2 separate regions of the Homo sapiens genome follow, and region 2 is linked to region 1. Evidence: chromatin contacts called from ENCODE Hi-C or POLR2A ChIA-PET data. All regions are on one chromosome and are shown on one strand. Each heading gives the region's core, a stretch centred on a gene start or an enhancer-like site at or near the end of the contact. The rest is flanking DNA. Distances are from core to core; before and after follow the strand shown. Region 1 holds the start of GLRX5 (glutaredoxin 5). Region 2 overlaps ATG2B (autophagy related 2B).

What was found. Hi-C counts contacts between places; a loop is a spot of excess contacts on that map. ChIA-PET counts read pairs that join two places held with the same protein, here RNA polymerase II (POLR2A). Pooled maps may share reads with other maps.
Region 2: a map of sigmoid colon shows a loop between it and region 1 (3-fold over the local background). The contact joins the enhancer-like site here to the promoter of GLRX5 in region 1. A Hi-C loop is called at or near these places in 2 of 168 maps with a recorded cell type or tissue (endothelial cell of hepatic sinusoid and sigmoid colon) and 2 of 50 pooled maps. POLR2A ChIA-PET finds 5 or more read pairs at or near these places in 1 of 52 experiments (naive thymus-derived CD4-positive, alpha-beta T cell).

Annotation. Positions count from the first base shown.
Region 1 is chr14:95,530,693-95,536,299 of GRCh38, reverse strand. GLRX5 (glutaredoxin 5) reads right to left here and starts at 1,250. Exons shown (of 2, transcript NM_016417.3): 1 at 916-1,250. The coding sequence starts at 1,210. SNHG10 (small nucleolar RNA host gene 10) reads left to right here and starts at 1,428. Exons shown (of 1, transcript NR_003138.3): 1 at 1,428-3,388. It also overlaps SCARNA13. RefSeq lists silencers at 818-877, 1,088-1,377 and enhancers at 1,518-1,977, 1,241-2,030, 2,031-2,820.
Region 2 is chr14:96,283,264-96,288,870 of GRCh38, reverse strand. ATG2B (autophagy related 2B) reads left to right here. Exons shown (of 42, transcript NM_018036.7): 42 at 2,886-5,607. The coding sequence ends at 3,116. Among named protein-coding and RNA genes, the nearest start is that of BDKRB1-AS1, 17 kb to the right of the region's middle. RefSeq lists an enhancer at 2,307-2,476. Within about 2 kb of position 3,055, at least 4 of the 41 ENCODE cell types and tissues checked have a DNase peak (open chromatin) inside an H3K27ac peak, as active enhancers do.

The sequences.
Region 1 (5,607 bases), core at 1-2,500:
GGAGCAGGCCCTTGTGCCTGGCCTCTTCCTCCTCCCCTACTCAGATAAGACTGGCGAATGCACGTGGAGTACTTGGAAAAGATGCTTATTAGCTGCAGCCTTCCCTCTCCCGGCCTAATCCATCTGGTCCCTGGTGCCCTGGCCCCCTGGGCTCCAAGGCTGAGCCAGTGAGTTAGCCCAGGGCCCAGGAGCCAGGGCTGCTTCTTTTCCCCACAAACCTCTCCAAGCCCTGGCCCACATAAATTCAGCCCTGTGCTTGAGTATCTAAAGCCAAATGTCATGACTCTTCCCCGACAACATAGATCCCGACTAAGGTCAGCCGACAGCTGTCCCAACCCTTTGCTTGTAGCAACCACAGAGGATGATGCTTGACACCCTGAGCCGTGAGCCAAGCGAGATCAGCCTCCGACCTCACTAGCCTCAAGGGCAACCTCAGCCCTCTCCCCACCATCGACAGCCCTAGACCTTACCCACGAGTAGGCCAATGGCTTCCAACCTCCCCAAAGTGTCCGCGAAAGTACCTATCTCACAGTGGGTCCTTACTATGAGTTTCCTAACCGTGCAGAGCAGTCAGGCAGCGGGCCACCCTCCTCCGAGTCAGTCATTGACAAATCGCCCCGAAACGCCTATATTAGCTCGAAGTGAGGATAAGTGAACCTTTAGGACTTTACCTACTGCTCAAGTTGGCAACAGTACAGAGCCCCAGATCCTCAAGACCCAGTGAAATCAACTACACCCTCAGCCCAGACTCTACTCCAGGGCAGTACTCCTCGCCCTAACCCGGCTCGAACCTTCAGACAGACCCCGGCGGATGGAGCCCCGCTCCCCAGCCCGGCGCGGCGGAACCCCTCGGCCTCGTGCAGCGATGCTCCTGGGCCCGGGGCGGAGGGCGCCTGCCCGGCACACTGGCCTGACCTTGTCGGAGCTCCGGGTCGTCCAGCACGTTGTAGGCCGCGTAATCGCGGACGCCGTGCAGCCGCAGGATCTGCACCACGGCGTTGCTGAAGCCGCACTGGGGCTGCTCCGGCGTCCCCTTGAGGAAGACCACCACCTTGTCCTTCTTCACCAGCGCGTCCAACTGCTCCGCCGAGCCGCCGCCGCCCGCGCCCGAGCCCGCCGCCCGCACGCCCGGACCCCAAAGGCCACCGCCGCCCGCGCCGCGCCCCCAGCGGAGCAGAGCCGCCGCAGCTCGGCCGAGGGACCCGCTCATCTCCGCACGCAAGCCGGAGCCCACGACGGCCCGGGCCCACAGCTGGCCACCCAGAGCGCTCCCCGGCCCGCGGCAGTCCGACCCGCCCCCTGGAGGCCCTCATTGGGCCGGCTCTAAACTGCCCTCCGTGATTGGACAATACTGATCAGTAATTACTCGATTCCACCAATCATGTTGCTCGTCCCGCCCGGCAGGTAGGAGGTGGGCCTTATGCCGGAGCCTCATCCTACTGCCTTACTATTGGTCGTCGGCAACCGCTTTGTTAGTTAATTGGAGAGACTGGATGTCCATCAGGGTCACGCTTGCAGGGCAACGAGAGGCAAAACAAGAGGGAAGACGACTTTCCTCCTGTGAGCCAATGAGGCCAGCTGGACTACGCCGAGACAACTGGGAGAGGCGCGGGACTCGCCCGTTCCGCGGAACGCCGGGAAGGGGTCACCTCCTGATGAAGTTTCCGGTTCCGGTGTCAGCGGCGGTTGAATTGCCATGGCAATGCGGTGGGCGCGCGCTTGTCGTGTTGGTCTCTTGGGAGGTAGCGGGGCTAGGCCGGGCGGGTATCCGCCTCTCCCAGCTTAGGTGAGCGTCCCCGGGCGCCTCCGGAGCGCCGCGGCCGCATGCAGTTCGTCGTGGCGGGGAGCCGGAGCCTGACCGGGGTTCCAGCGCTCGGGCCGTAGCCTTGGCTCCTGGACTTTCCCTGGCTCCGCCGCCACGTGGGAGCTGAGGCTCTGGGGCTTCCGCCTCCGGCGCGCGATTATTTCTCTAGAACAGTTTTCATTTTTAAAATTTGTAAAGCGCTTTTGCCTGTGTGATTTCCTCTGGGTTTTTTTTTTTTTTCTTCCTTTTTGTAGAGACGGAATTGGCGGCGGGGGCGGGGGGTCGATGTCTCACTTTTTTGCCCAGGCTGGTCTCGAACTCCTGGCTTCAAGGGATCCTCCTGCCTCGGCCTCTTAAAGTGCTGGGATTACAGGCGTGAGCCACCGCCCCCGGCCGCCTCTGAGTTTCCAGCCTCGTTGGCCCTCCAGCCTTTTAACCTGTTGGGCCTAGGATCAGGAAAGGTTTGTTGAATGGGGAACTAAGAAGTGAATTCGTTCGTTCGACAAACGTTTCCTGAGCAGCCGCTGGGTGCTAGGCGCAGTGCCAGCGCGGAATGTCCAGGGAGACCTGGTGCCCAAAGCTTGGACCCATCGTGAGAAATGAGAAGCAGATACAAAGCAGTGTGGGAGTGCAGAGGAGACAAAGCAAGCCTCATCAGGCCCATTGCTTGCTCTGCTCTCCCTTGTACTTACCAGTGCTTGACAATATACAGTTATTTACTAGCTTGGTTATTGACTTCCTACCCAGCACTCAGTTTTATTCACTGCTGTATCCTCAGTGCCTAGGACGATGCTTGGAACGTGGTAAGTGCTCCTATTGGCGGGAAGAATAAATCCGGAAGAGCAGGACCAGTGGACTTGCTACATAATCTGTAGTCTTGGAGCCGCACAGGGTTGGTGGTACCCTCGAGCACACCAGACTTGCAGAAAAAGCATACTCCAGAGGAAGCTGAGGCATGCCTGCTCGAGAGCCAGCTGTTCCATGTGCAATTTTCCTCTGATAGTTTCTGGTCACTGTTGCCACGGTGATAATGACTGGGCTATGTCATTATCTATCCGCCAACAGTAAGAGAAGCTTTGCAGTCGAGATATTGTTTAGCAGATGGAGTGTTTTCTGTTGAACACTAAGTACTGCCACAAGTTACTTTTTTTTTTTTAAACTTTGAGTATTTTTTTACAATGTTGCTGGAGGTGATCTGTTTATGCTTTGAGAGTGTTCGAATTTAAAATCAGAAAATCATGTCAGTGAGTGAGTCTTTCAAATAATCCTTCGGCATGAAACCTGAGCCTAGTAAACTATGAAAGTAAACTCGGCACATTACCCGAAAGTCTCAATGTCATATTTTCACCCCCATCAATATTATTGATGATTGCTCATTTTCTAATGTGGGACCTGAAATTTACCAGGTGCTTAAAGAATCTTTTTGTTTTTCAGATTCATTGATTCCAGGTAAATCAGAGGAACAAGCAACATGAACAGAAATATGTAGAAAAAGCTATTATGCAGAAGCATAATTGTTGTTTCAGAAGTCCAGCATCTGGTGCACTTAACAATAGAGAATATATTAAACTCTTTCCAAAATAACCTGTTGTTCCTACCTGTGTTGTAAGTGTTTTGTTTGTTTTTAAGTAAATATTGGTGATTTGTTGCCAAAAACCTAAACTGTTTGTTGCTGTCAACTTAAATAACGAACAGAGAGAGGCTCTCTAAAAGAAAATGGCATTTATTCAGGAATAGAGCACTGCAATGAGAAAATGCATGCGATAGTTAACTGTGTGTATCCTGGGAGATAGAGGAAGACAAAGGTCTTTAAAGGAAAAATGAGGAGGGTTACATAATTGTTTTGAGATAATTATTTTTGACTACAAGGATCAGTAACAAAGGTGACACCAGTCCCAGGTTGGACAGGCAGGTGCTCGGCAGGCATTGCAGAAGTATTTTTTGTGTAAGATTGAGATGGCCTTTGTGCAGGATTGTGGTTTTGGAATCTTCTGTGATCGTTTTTGCTATCAGGCATTTATGCTTGCGAACTCTTTATGGCCTTCCCTGTGTCTATTTTGATTCCACCTTTCTCATTGCCCACTCTAAACTGTAATTCTGCTTTTATGTTGACTGAGATCAGGAGAAGAATTTGCAAACTTATATCCTGAGACAGAACAGTAATGAGGAGTATCGTGTTCCTTACCTAATGTATAATATTGGGCTCAGAAGCAGTTGTCTTTTTTATTTGTTGAACGTTGTATTAAGTTGAGAATGCAGCTGCCATTAAAGATTAAGAGTAATCCTTGAGAAGGAAGAGTACAAAGCCTGTGTTTTGCTAAATCATAGTGAAGTTGCCGTGTTTTTGTAGAATATGATAAGAACATACAGTGTGTGAAATGCTAAGGATATGGAAAAGCATGTTGGTGCTCTTTCAAGGAGCTATTTTGATAGCATGAGCAAGGGCAGGAAACAGATCATGTATCTGAACCAAAGAAATTGAAACAATACATCTAAATTTAAATTTTTAATAAAACAACCCAAAATATAGTGAAATACTTAGCACCAAACATCAGTGATCTTAAGAAGCAAAGAAAACAGTATTCAAAATACTTCGTCCAAAGTATCAGACTTTTGCATAAAGTTTGGCATTTTGGTTTTGAGATTCCTCTTTAGTCCTATGATGAAAACATGACAAAATATACATCTTAAATAAACAGTTGTCATCAGTCTGCATCTATGACCAGATGTTTTGGGTGTTTTGAGTAAATGGCCTGTCTTAGCATGTGATGGCTTCCTGCCTCGTGAACATTAGTGAAGAGGTGAGGGTGGGAAGTACTCAGGAACTTCTGAGAATCCTGGGATTTGAGTCACAGGATTGGTTAAACCCCAAACTAAATAATCATGCCGTGTAAACATGCTGACTCAGGCATCCTAAAAATGTTTTTCTTCCTTGTGTTTATTTATAGATAAGGCTTTACTATATTTGGTAGAACTCCTGTTTTCTATCCACTTCTCCAAAAACAAATTCGCCATTGAATTCATCGTGTAAACCTCCACATATCTGAGATAGCTTCTTCCGTTTATCAGCCCCAAATGAAGAACTAGAGTTCAGATTATTGAACTGAAGGTGATGCTTTATCTGAGCACTCCACATGTCAGTGTTTCTGTACCTTTACTTTTTTAAAAAATTATTTTTTAAAAAGATGAGGTCTCAGTAGGTTGCCCAGACTGGTCTCCAACACCTGGTCTCGAATACTCCTCCCGCCTTGCCCTCCCAAAGTGCTAGGGTTACAGGTGTGAGCCGCCGCACTGGCCCTGTTCATTTTATGCTCAGTGCTGCATTCTTGTTTGTTCTTAGAAAATGAGAGGGTGTGTTTGCATGAGAACGTGTGGTACAGAAGTGTCTATCTGAGCTGGCCAGAACATTCTGCAAATGTCATATTAAGGGCAAAATGGCTGCTTGGATTGTACAAGGGGCCGAACCACCACGCATTCCTAAGCTAAAATAGCAGATTCTATTGACCTGAGCTGGAACCTGAAAGCTTCCTCTGTGATGCACTGAGCTATCATCTAGTAGTTTTAGAGCATCACTGCAACCCTGGAACTACCTGGATTCCCTGATAACACCAAAAATAATGTAATGTATAAGAAACTGAAGCAAAATGCAGCCCTCAGAATTTTTCTAGTCCCTATTGTGGAGATAGAAATGCTTGTTGGATTTCGACTACCTCTATCTGACAAGGCAGCTGGTTTATTAATACTTCTTTGGCCGAGGCTTTGCTCATCCCTGCCGCCCACATCTTGGAGACAGGAAGGCAGGC
Region 2 (5,607 bases), core at 1,806-4,305, 750 kb before region 1:
TAAGCATTGCTGAATTGCTCTCTGACACGGTTGTGCCAGTGAACCCTGTTTTTTTTTTTTTTTCTGGGTGTTGTCAGCGTCATTCCCTGGCATACTCTTTTTGACATTCTTTTTAATATGACATAAGGGAGTTTGAGGTCATTTGACTTATGATTTGTGTTTTAGGATTTCATGAAAGATATTTTTCTCAGTCATATTCTAACAACAGTCAGACGTGCCTAGGATGGTCTTTTACTTGAGAAAAGTAGCCTCTGTGGTCCCAAACGGCAGGAAGTCCACGAAGGTAGGGCCCCAAGAAATGTATTAGTGGATAAATAAAGGTAAGACCAATGGTCAGCTTTGAAAAAAAGATTTACTGGGGAGAATAAAGAGATAATTACCAGTCAGATTTGCTCCTACAGATGTCAGGATTGAGCCAGCTATCAATAGGCTAAAATTAGATCTGTGAAACAGACACTGGGGTTAGTAAGGGCAGTGGGCAGTAAGATGTAATAGCAGTTTGATTTAACAACTTGTGAAGTGGTTGCCTAATTTAATCTATATTAATTTTAAAATAAATGTGTGCTTACTTTGTGCCAAATATATGGTAATCACCATTAGAGATAGGCGATATTTCTAATTTACAGATGAGGAAACGGGTTCTGCCAGACAGTGGCCTTCCCCAAGTACCACAGAGAAAAGGGAGTGGAGCCAGGATTGGAACTGGGTATTTGGGTTTAAAGTTTAGTTCTCTTTCTCTAAGCTGTCACTAGGAAGAATGAGGGAAGGGAGGGTGAGATTAGTAAGTGTGGATTGAGATGGTAGGATGTGCTTGTTTGGACTTGCTCTGGATTCTCTATTAAAGTTAAAAAAAAAAAAGTTCCTAAGTGGTGCTTGGTATTTCTTTTCCATTTTAGATGTCAGTAAGTCAAAGATGAAGAGAAAATGCCTTGTGTGTGTCATAGATAGGCTCATCTTTTAGATCAGAAGTTGGCAGACTAGGCTGCAGGGTAGACTAGCCATGCCTCTTTTGTATGGGCCTTTGAGCTATTAATAATGGTATTTACAATTTTAAAGGATTGTAAAACAAAACAAAACAAAAAATAAATAACAGAGACCATGGCCCACAAATACCTTCTGTGTGGCCCTTACATAAAAAGTATGTCAACCCCTACTTACATAGTTCTATTTGGTGGTAGTCAGGCACTTACGAGGGTGGTAGTAGGAATTATTTATTGAACACTTACTGTCTTCCAAACTCTGTCAAGCTCTTGAGATGAATTATTTAATTCTAACAATCACCGTAGGAGGAAGGCAGCATTTTAGTTCCCTCTTTAAATGACTTATCTAAGGTCACACAGCTAAATAATAGGGCTGAGACTGGAATTTACTTCTGTTGTCCGCAAACGTAGTGGTGGTCGGCCTCGTACTCTACTCATCTACTCCTGTTTATCGCAGGTGGGATAGGGAGGAGAGCTGGTGGAGAGGGGAGGGAGATGGTGCAGGGAAATGTACAAGTTGTAAACATTGTTGTGCTCATGGTTTCTCTTATTGGCTGTTATCCTCTAGATAGTTTTTAAAGTAGTACTTATTATTTCTTTGAGTTTTTCTGGACACGTTTTTTTTTTTTTTTTTTTTGAGACGGAGTCTCGCTCTGTTGCCCAGGCTGGAGTGCAGTGGCATGATCTCGGCTCTCTGCAAGCTCTGCCTCCTGGTTCACGCCATTCTCCTGCCTCAGCCTCCCAAGTAGCTGGGACTACAGGCGCCTGCCACCACGCCCGGCTAGTTTTGTGTATTTTTAGTAGAGACGGGGTTTCACTGTGTTAGCCAGGATGGTCTTGATCTCCTGACCTCGTGATCCGCCTGCCTCGGCCTCCTAAAGTGCTGAGATTACAGGTGTGAGCCACCGCGCCCGGCCTTCTGGACATCTTTTTTATTGCTCTGTGGTATTACGTTTTTGCCAGATATACTGGGTAGATAGGACGCTCTTGTTAACTTGCCAAAATGATGGCTAGATTCTGGGTTAGTTCAAGGTCCTTGATTTCCCTGGAGAACTCAAAGTTCCTTTATGCTGTCCCCATCACTGAAGCTGTCACAATAATATAATAATATAATAATAATAATGGAATGTTGCTTTGAGTTCCCTAGGGATTTCTGAGTTAGATAAATGGTAAAGATTCAGAAGTCATGTGAAGTTTTACCACATTGGTTTGACCTACATGTTTGTATATTCAGCTTCAAAGCTCAGAAGTCATTACTAGCATAGAGACTGAATAAATGAAAAAGAAAGCTTAGCAATCATCATTATTTTATTATGTTGTGAGAAAGATGGAAAATGCTACTAAAGTTTTGTTGAGAATTATTAAACATGTTCCTGCTTTTTGTTCTCAGAATTCTCTAATCCAATAAAATGTTCTATTGAGCTTTTTATCTTAATTGAATTTTCCATTTTTTTCCTAATACATAGCCAGTAATTTAAAACAAATTAAGTAATTTCCCAGAGCTTAGTAGAATTAGGTTGAATCAAAGGGAACTATCACCATATTTCTTTAGTGAATATATTCAAGAAGCTTTGTTTGCCAAGTTTGATTTAACTGGAGTGATTAATAGTACCAGCAAAGCCCGTATTTCTGTCTTCCCAATGCGAAATTTTAGTTTACCTACATTTTCCACGCACTAGTGTCACAACAAAATACTAAGTCATAATTGCCTCTTTCCCTTATAGTTAGAATTCTGTCATTAAAAATAATAATCCTGGTTTATCTAAAAGCATGGCATTTTTTTTTGTCTGGTTACAAACATAATGTTACCTGCTTTAAAAGTGTGTACTGCAGGATAGCTTAGAGAGTTTTCCGACCAGAGTTTGTTCACTGCCCTCCTCTCTCCTACCTCCCTCCTCTACGCAGGGAATCACAGACACGGCTCAGACCATTTATGAAACTGCGGCTCGAGAACACGAGAGCAGAGGGGTGACTGGTGCCGTGGGCGAGGTTCTGCGCCAGATTCCTCCGGCAGTGGTGAAACCTCTGATTGTTGCCACAGAAGCAACGTCAAACGTGCTGGGTGGCATGAGAAACCAAATTAGGCCAGATGTCCGGCAAGACGAGTCACAGAAATGGCGCCACGGGGATGACTGATGGCTTGGAACTGACAGTGTGAAGATAAGGAGAGTGGAACCAGGAGCTCAGAGTCCTGACAGCAGCTTCAGAGGAAGCTCGTTTAATTTTATTGTGCTCATCTCAGGAACAAAAGCATTTTTTAGTTAAATAATTTAACATCAAAACAACATGCAACCAAAAACTTCTGACATTTATAGTTGATACTTGCCTATAGAAATGTTTGGTGGCTGGTGTCAAAGGTCCTTAAAGCATTTGCTGCCAAGTTAGTGGAAGGCTCACTTTTGTTAAGATGACTGTAATTCTCCTTGTTACCGACGAGAGATCATTGGAAGCTGCCTTCTAACACTTTGTGTAGCTCTGTGGAGTTGGATTTTCTTAAGGTTTAAAAAGAATCACAGCTTCGGAACTTTTAACTGAAAATGAGAGACAGAAGCCACAGGGGAAGCAAAGCAAATAGGATTTTCAATATAAATATCAGTGTGGAAAAATAACCTATTCTGTTGAATTTAGTGTTCATGCACTTGAGAACAACATTATTTCCATTTACTCCGAAAATCCTTCTGTGGGGGTTTGAGAAAGTGAATGTTGCAGACATGTTCTGTTGTGTTGCACTTTATCCTGTGTTTATGTGTATGTGTTTTTAGATTAATTCAAGTTGTGTGCTATATTTCTTGTATAATTTACAAAGTTACACAAAATATAAAGAGCAGTAAACTTGTCTGAAAGTTTTTGGCAAAGGAAGGTAACTTCAATGTAATAGCTTCCTTTAAGAGTACAGGAAAATGCATTCTGTAATGAAGTGGGGCCCATGTAATTGTTTATATTTTCAGTTTTAAGCAGGTATAGTGCAGGCTTGTTAGGAATGTGTGGAAGGGAAGATTGGAAGTGATTTTTCCTCTTTTAAAAGTAAACAAAATTCTTCAAATATGCCCTAGTTAACTATTTCAGCATACCATTTTTACTTGGTTAACAGTGTACATTTTGATAACCTATCAGGAATGAATAAAGTATTTTTATTTAAAGGTGATATTGTTTTATGCTTCCATGAATATTTTGCTTTTCTTAGAGCATATTCATAGATGCAGTACTGTGATTTACCACAAGATAATTGGGAACACTTTCTCAAAATCGATTTTGGTTAATATCAGGTAAATCATTACCTAGGAGTAAGAGGGAAATTGTTGTCAATTCCTGACTTTAGATTGATCCAGCAGAAAGAAAAGGTGGAACTTTGTATATATCCACTGTTGAAAGTTGCATGACCTGACTTCCTGTTTTCTAAAGTTGGGGGAATATTATTGAACTTCAATTTCAGAACTGCATTTCAATTTGGGGCTTGGAAAATGTAGTTAAATCAATTTCGTTCTCTAAATTTTCTAAGCAGGAAAGCAATGTAAACCAAAAATCAAAATGTTTAGAATTTATAAAAATGGGGTTATATAGCTTTTAATTTTAGTTTCCTTTTTACTGCCAAAAAACTTAAAAAGACAACAGCGTAACCACCTGTTTAAGCACCGTGGGACCATCTCTTATTCGGGTAGAGCCTGGTCCTGGCGACACACTAACAGGAAGGCGTGCTGTGTTACCGGGAAGGCGCCTCTGGCTGTGGGGTGCGTTCTGACCACCCCGCTCAGATGCCAGCATTTTCCATTTGCCCTTAAGGAAACTTGCTATGTGTGTTAACCCAGTTATGATTAGTCAAACTGGAAAACACTTGATCAAACTTAAAATTGTAAAATCTGTCTAACTTTTAAATATACTTTCCACAGTTGTACTTAAGTTCAATTAACTACAGTATAGAGAAAAATAATTATTCTCTTCTTTGCACCCGGAGTTGCAAACAAATTAAGTTTACAAATCTCATTTAAACATATATCTTTGTAATGTAATCTCCGCGGTTCTTTCTTTGTTCTACCCTCCTGCACCTGTTGTCGATGTAATCATTTTGGGAACAGAAACGTTGTGTCTCAAAAAGATTCGTTGTCAGTTCAGCCAAGATGTTCTTTACCTGAGATTCTGGAAAGATGTTTATCTATATCGGAACACTTCTACATTATTAAATGTCCTTAAGCTTTTTCTTTTTTACAAGTGTCTTTTCAGACTTTGGTGTTGTGATGACACAGTAGAAAGAGCGTGGCTAGAATCCGTGGTTTGCCACATCTGCAGCTTACCAAACGGATGACTTGTCCAGGACATCTGATCCCTGTAAGCCTCAGCATCCCTCCTGGTAAATGGAGGGTTTTTTACGACAAAGCCCAAAGGGAGGTTTTGGATGATTAGGCTGTGTGTGCGTGTGAGAATGATCACATGTGGCGTCATGCTTTGTACAGAGCCTCAGACCACTGGGCCTCGTCCAGTGAGAGTCCTCTCTGGCGACATCACACGCGGAGCAGCCAGGGGCCACCTTAGATCTCAGATCTCTCAGAGCAATACTTTTCTGAACTGCCACTGTGCCTGGGTGGTTGGGTTGGTGTCATGCTTCTGACTAGAGTAGATCGCGCATGTCCAC